2 separate regions of the Homo sapiens genome follow, and region 2 is linked to region 1. A link is a contact called in ENCODE Hi-C data. All regions are on one chromosome and are shown on one strand. Each heading gives the region's core, a stretch centred on a gene start or an enhancer-like site at or near the end of the contact. The rest is flanking DNA. Distances are from core to core; before and after follow the strand shown. Region 1 holds the start of LINC02609 (long intergenic non-protein coding RNA 2609). Region 2 holds the start of HFM1 (helicase for meiosis 1).

The links. A loop is a pair of places that touch in the nucleus more often than their neighbours do. Pooled maps may share reads with other maps.
Region 2: a map with no recorded cell type shows a loop between it and region 1 (4-fold over the local background). The contact joins the promoter of HFM1 here to the promoter of LINC02609 in region 1. A Hi-C loop is called at or near these places in 1 of 37 single-sample maps with no recorded cell type and 6 of 50 pooled maps.

Annotation. Positions count from the first base shown.
Region 1 is chr1:90,850,158-90,853,519 of GRCh38, reverse strand. LINC02609 (long intergenic non-protein coding RNA 2609) reads left to right here and starts at 1,882. Exons shown (of 3, transcript NR_135038.1): 1 at 1,882-2,037. It overlaps LINC01763 (long intergenic non-protein coding RNA 1763), which reads right to left and starts at 1,761. Exons shown (of 2, transcript NR_146610.1): 1 at 1,241-1,761. RefSeq lists silencers at 1,744-2,143, 2,434-2,553 and an enhancer at 2,337-2,837.
Region 2 is chr1:91,403,296-91,406,657 of GRCh38, reverse strand. It overlaps HFM1 (helicase for meiosis 1), which reads left to right and starts at 1,821. Exons shown (of 39, transcript NM_001017975.6): 1 at 1,821-1,860. RefSeq lists a silencer at 1,847-2,226.

The DNA of each region.
Region 1 (3,362 bases), core at 633-3,132:
AGGTGAAGGTGCTGGGTCTGGCTCTTTGCTATGCCAGTCCTCAGATGAAGCAAGGTTCCCTATCCCCATTGCTTTCTGACAGAGGAATGTGGTACTTCATTTATGCTGTGAGGATGGGGGTGAAAGCCCAATGGCAACAGCTGCCTCCACAGCTCAAATACCCAACGAGATTTCCTTTCTCCCCATTCTTCAAGGGTTGGCATTGCAGATAAGCCCTCCCATGCAAAAGTCATGGGGGCACTTAACCTAAGAAGAATGTGGTATAAATTCTGCATCTTACCTTCACACCTTGTGATTCACTCTGCATGAATGTCACTTTATTACTACAAAGGCATAATTCTAGCTGCTAAATTTTTTTCACAATCAATAACCAGTAGTCTAGGCTCTAAAGCTATGTTTTTCAGGCAAAAGGAATATCACTTGGATGCAAACTAGAACCCTTCTAAAAAATGATTGATAGGTGGTTCATGGATGACTATCTGATGAAAGTTTGTAAGGGGAAAAACTCAGAAGTTCCAGATGTATATTCCTGACCACTGAGAAGGAAAATAACAATGTCTCCATGGCCTGGTCCAGTCAAAATAGCTACCAGGCTGAATCAGTATTTTTTTTTTTTTTTTTTTTTTTGAGACAGAGTCTCACTCTGTCACCCAGGCTGGAGTGCAGTGCAGTGGCATGATCTCAGCTCACTGCAACCTCCATCTCCCCCGCTCAAGAGATTCTCCTGCCCCAGCCTCCCGAATATCTGGGATCACAGGCATGCACCACCATGCCCGGCTACTCTTTTATATTTTTAGTAGAGACGGGGTTTCACCATGTTGACCAGGCTGGTCTTGAACTCCTGACCTCAAGTGATCCGCCCGCCTTGGCCTCCCAAAGTGCTGGGATTACAGGCGTGAGCCACGGCGCCTGGCCTAAATCGCCCTTTCTTATTACTTTCTTAGAACTTTGGGCTATCTCATTTATGAATGATGGAAGAGTTCTGCTGAGGATTTCAATTCAGAAAGCAGGGTTCTCTCTGTGGGTAAACTTCATATCACCCAGACATAATTTCTACCGAACATCATCAATTAAATAACAAGAGAGGAGGTCAACACCTTGAGACCTGAGGAAGAAGAAAAAATACTTATCATTAAGTGTAGGATGCAAACATTCTATTAGAAGCTTAGAAGCAAAGAGTAAGATATTATTTTCGTGGATACAAGAGAAGACAGAGAAAGACAGAGGGAGCGGCCCTTACGACTGATTTGTGTTTACACAATAAGGAAATCTCTCCTCTGGGGTCTCTCCGTAGTTCACAGGGACCCTGCTTCCAGGGGCACGCGTGGCGAAGAGAGTCCGTCCAGAGCTCCAGCCCTCACTGCACTTCCCAGGTGCCAAGACAAAACATCACTGGGTGGGGAGAGAACTGTCATGAGGATTATTCCCCCGCCACACAATGCTGAGCTTCTCTCCCTCTCTTTTTGAAGAAGTGCGTTTATGACTGATCGCTCAACACCTTGTTGGTTCTGATTGCAGAAAACACACCTTATAAATATATGATAACCATCCTGTAATAGAGAGTGTGACAATTTACTTCACAGTGCGTTTCGGGCTGCTAATTGATCGTTTCAGTCCAGGGACGATTTGGAATAAATTATAGCCATCAAAAGGATATCACAGCTCATTTTGGTGGAAGGGTTTCCACGTCGCTTCGCGTTCGTCTCCCGGAGAGAGCAGATTGCACCCGGCGGGCGTTGAGGAGCGGAGGGAGGGGGCAGGGGAAAAGGAGGCCAGCGGGGCGGGGATGGGCCGAAGGGCGGGGCCGGGGGGCGGGGCAGCGTCTCCCGCGGCGGCTGCAGGTCCGCCGCCGGACGGTAGAGGCCTCCCTTCCGAGGAGGCGGTGCTGGGGCGGGCGCAGGACTGCAGGCTGGGGCTCCGCTCCCCGGCGGGAGCCCGCGCGTGGTTCCCAGCGAAGTCCCCGCGCGGCTGGGCCCAGCGTGAGTATTCTCCGCCCGCTGTCCTCCCCCTGGAGGCGGCAGCGCCCGTTTATTTGAGGTGAGAGTCTCCCTCGGGCAGAGGGCCCTGCTTGGGGCGGGGGTGCTTGCGTGCGCGGGGTCTCACCTCCTGCCCGAGGCTTCCCCTCAGTGGGGCTGCTCCGCAGGGCAGACGCGGTGACCCAGGGCGCTGCGTTCTGCGCTCCTGGAGCTGGAGGTAGCGAGGCGTGGAGGCGCCGTGGCCCCGTTGGGGGCTTTGTGTGCACTTGGGGCTCGTGACTCGGATAGCTCTGGTTCCCACGTTGCAGTTGGGGAGGAGGCTAGTGGAGAGACCCAGTCTGGAGGGAGCTGTGCCCACCGCAAACCCCAGGAGAGGGCGTGGAGAGGGCCGGCCCGCCGGGACGGCGCAGCCAGGCGATGCCGGGGTCGCCCGGGGGTCGCTAGGGCAGCGGGTGACGCGCTGTGGAGCGCGGCGAGAACGACGGCCTCTGACCCCGGAGCGCTCGCCAAGGCCACGCCGAGGTGGCTGGACCCTGCCCCTCCCCGCTGCCGGCCTGGGCCCCAGCCTGCCTCAGAGACTTCGATTTCAGTTTCCAGCAAAAGTGTGTGCCATTGTGTGGTGGTCGTGGAGGAGGGAGACCCACGCGCCTGTCTATCGCTGGATGGGATTGGAATTTGAAGAAAAAATGTCCCTACTCCTGTTGCGGGTTCTTGCCTATCTGGCCGCCTCCAGTCCCGCCCACGAGACCTCCAGCTTTCATTTTCTTCCTGAACTAAAGCCCGAGGACTGAGGCCCTTCACGCGTAGCGTAGCCCCCACCCCCGGTGCCCAAAGCCGGCCATCGCACGGCGGTTCTTAGCTTTTTAGTCTCTGTCACGCTAATACATGCTGTTAGTCCAGGTCAGGGATGGTTCCATGCAGGCGATTTTGACAGCAGTCATCATACCAAGCTATTAGGAAGCGTGATGTCAGTGCGTTCTGGAAGGACAGATAATTTATAAACCAGTTCTTGACATGGTATCTTACAAGGAAACATCTGAAGCCATCAGTAAAAGAGGCATTTTAATTCACACACTAAAAATATTTTGTGTTTAGTTAACATCGTGCAAATGTTGAAAGAGGTAGTAGCATTTATCATTTTGTAGGTATTTATCAAGGTACTCAAAAAAGTCCCTATAGGAAGGAGGAGGTTTTTGTCTTATTTCCATTCTGACATAAACTGAGGAACAGAGATGTTATGTAACCAAATAGTCCAAGTAAGTTAGTGAGAGAGCTCTATTTATGTGACCAAACATTTTCTAAAACTGGAATAATAGGAAAAATCAAGTCCAAATTTAAGCAGATGCTTTAGGCTTAATATTATATGATAGCCAGAAGTTGTATTTA
Region 2 (3,362 bases), core at 572-3,071, 550 kb before region 1:
CATTGTTGCACTGGTTGTAAAATTAAATCTTTAGGATTAAAATGTTTTCTTGAGAAATGTGGCAACATTACTAAAAACCATGGTAATCCCTCCCCCCAAAATGGGATTTTTAGTAACTTTATCACTGTCCTGAGGCTTCCTTTTAAAAACTGCAGCTTTGACATTTTTATTACATTATTTTAAGAGAAAGTAAGGCTCTATAGATTCCACATGCATTCTTGAATAAATGAGTGAGTGAATGAATGAATGTTTTTGTTTATGAACATGGTGGCCATTTGCTACTGTGTGCTTTGACAGTAAGACTCCCCTGTACCTGCCTGTTGCTGAATTCTACAATTCTATCACTCAAACCCTATCTTAGTTCAAGCTGCTATAACAAATTACCATAGGCTGGGTGGCTTAAACAACAAACATTTGTCACAATTTTGGTGCCTGAGAAGTCCAAGATCACAGTGCAGGCAGATCCGGTATTTGGCGAGGGCCTCCTTCCTGGCTTGCAGATACCGTCCTCCTGTATCCTCACATGGTAGGAAAAGAGCGAGCTAACTCTCTGGCCTCTTAAAAGGGCACAATCCTACTCATGAAGGCTCTACCCTTTTGAGTTAATTACCTCACAAAAGTCCCACGTTCAAATATCATCACATCGGGGGTTAGAATTCAATGTATGAATTTCAACACATTGAGGGGTTCACTATAACAAATGCACTGTTTCGTTATTTTCCTCTATGCAGTCTATGGAAAGTAACTTTCCTCTCCAGTATTTTTGAGAGGAATGATAATTCAACCTTTCTATTAAGAATAGTTTATGCAGTCAAAATGTTATTTTCTCCAAGAGACAAAGACTTGTTATTTTATCAGTATCCAAATAACTGGCTCACCCAATTACTGGAATAATTTTACATTTCAGAGAAGGTGAAAGAAATTAATATTCATGAGCATTTACTGTGTGGTAGGACTACTGCAAATATTATTTTATTTAACCCTTGCAGCAGTATCTAGGAGTTAGAGCTTATGAGTATCACTGAGGATGCAGAATTAAGACTTAAAGGTTGGGTCTTTTCCAAGGTCATATAGCTAATGAACAGTAGAACTGCAAGAAAAAAGAGAACAGGAATAGGGCAGTCAGACAGCAGTAGGTTGGCCCTAGATGTCACAGGTGGGGGTTTCCAAAGGAAAGATAAATGTCTCTGTAAGAAAAGCATCATTGATTCGTTGCTATTTTATCATCTACAAAACATTCCCTGCCAAATCTTCAGAGGACAATTCTAAAGAAACTTAAAAGGATAATTTATAGTTTGTTCATGTTTACAGCCTAAGAACACATTATTGCCCTGTTTTTATAAATTCATGTTGGCTAAACACATTTAAATATCATTGTGTTTTAGAATATTTATTTCTGAAATTTAACTTTATTTCTGAATCAAGTTCCCCAGTAATACCGACCTCATGAGTGCCACTGTGATATTTTATAAATAATATAGGTAAAACACTTTTTAGGTACGAAGAGACCGGAAGTCCCAGAGCTGAGGCCTGGCTAACTTTGATGAGAAAGGCAGGTTGGGGTATGTTTGTGGAGTGGTGGTTGTGGGGGTAGAGAAGCAGGTTAGCTTAGGGAAAGGGTACCATTTAGTAGACCCTTAGAACCCAGGATTAGGAGCTGTATTTAAAGAGAATAGACACAGTAAACTGCAAGAGATATATTCAAAACCAGTTATAAACTTTCGGAGAAAAAAAGGTAGGAAGGGAGAGGTTGGGGGCTTGGGCGATCCATTGCTTGGAGCTCGGCTTAGCCAGGCTTGGCGGTCCTCAGAGGGGCTGATAAATCGGCGCTCGACTGGCCTAGGAGCTGTCCGCAGGGAGGTGAGGAGAGGGGCCCGGACGCCCGCGGGGAAGGTGGGGACGGGGGCCCGACGCCCGCGGGGAAGTGGGGACCCAGCCGAGCCGTCCGGGCAGCGGTCGATCTCTAGAGCCGTCTGCCGGGCAGGCAGCGGACGGGCGCGGCGAGTTGTTGGTCACCAGGCGTCTCCAGGCCGCCGGCCCGCGCCAGCGCCTCAGCCGCATTTCCAGTCAGAAAGCGGTGAGGCCTGCGGCGCGCTCGGGCGCAGGGCGGGCCCAGCTCCCCGCGAGGTGGGACCGGCTGGGCGTCCGGCCCGCCCCTAAAGTCGGCTGATTGGTGTTCGGTTCCTGTGTCTTGTGTTCCGGTGTGTGGCGCCCCCTGAGCGAGCGCTGGGGGGGACGTACCCATCTGTCTGAGCCGCGGGTTTCACAGCGGTGGGAGGAAACGGGACCCGGGGGGTGGAGTGACGCGCCCCAGCGCCCCGTTCTTGTGCCACTCTCGGGGCCCTAAGGCCTCTGCCTTGGATTTAGGATATTCTCCTTAGGAAATCCACAGAGCTGTTATTTTGCTTTAGGTGCTGATTCGGTCCCCAGCCGGACCCTTCCAGCCAGCCCTGTTGGTGCCTGGGGAGAGGGGGTGAGATCTGGGGCTCCGACAATTGTATGGTCCTTTCCCAGGCCGAGCCTCGGAGTAATTTGTTCCCGTTGATTTTTCCTTCTTTGTCAGATTCTCTGCAGTTATTTGTGACGGTCGGTTATTCCCGTAAATGTTGGTCCCTACTTCTTCCTTAACTCACAAAAATTTCTAGCAAATCAATAATTTTTATCTGAGTTTCTGTACTTTTAAAATAAGGAGTATGTTTCTGAGTAAAAATTGTAAGAAGTAATAGGCCTGCAATTTTATACAATAAGTTTATACAATAATTGTATACAATAATTTTATACAATAAGTAAAGATTACAGAAGACAAAATGGTGAATTGTCATTAATATAACTAAAGATTAATTGTATCTAGTTGTATTAATATTTAACTAGAGATTGTCATTAATATAACTAGAGAAGGTCGGCACCGCAAATTATGTAGACTCAAAAATAGCTTAAGTATTTTAACAGTGATTATAGCAGAGCAGACACTTAAAACTACCTGGGATGATATTGTTTATTGTGTTTGGCAATCTAATTTTGTGCCACGTGCTGAAACTAAAACTTTAATAATAAATAATAGGAACTTAAAAAATCTGAATCTAAACCTAGAACTTTAATTAATTTAAAATAGCATCCCCTCACATCACAAACTCATACTGAACTGTAGCAAGGTCCCTTTTAGGACCTGTGTTTCTTTTTTAAAAAAAGATTTACATAATGAAAGTGCCAAATTCATCATCTTTTAGAACCTTCATGATTTTATTTACATAAATCCTGAACTAGAAAAAAATTTCACATTTTTTAACTGAACGTTGAAGATTGGGGCTCAAATTTTAAGTTTCTAAATTAACAGAAAATTATTTTTATTTGACACTATTTTT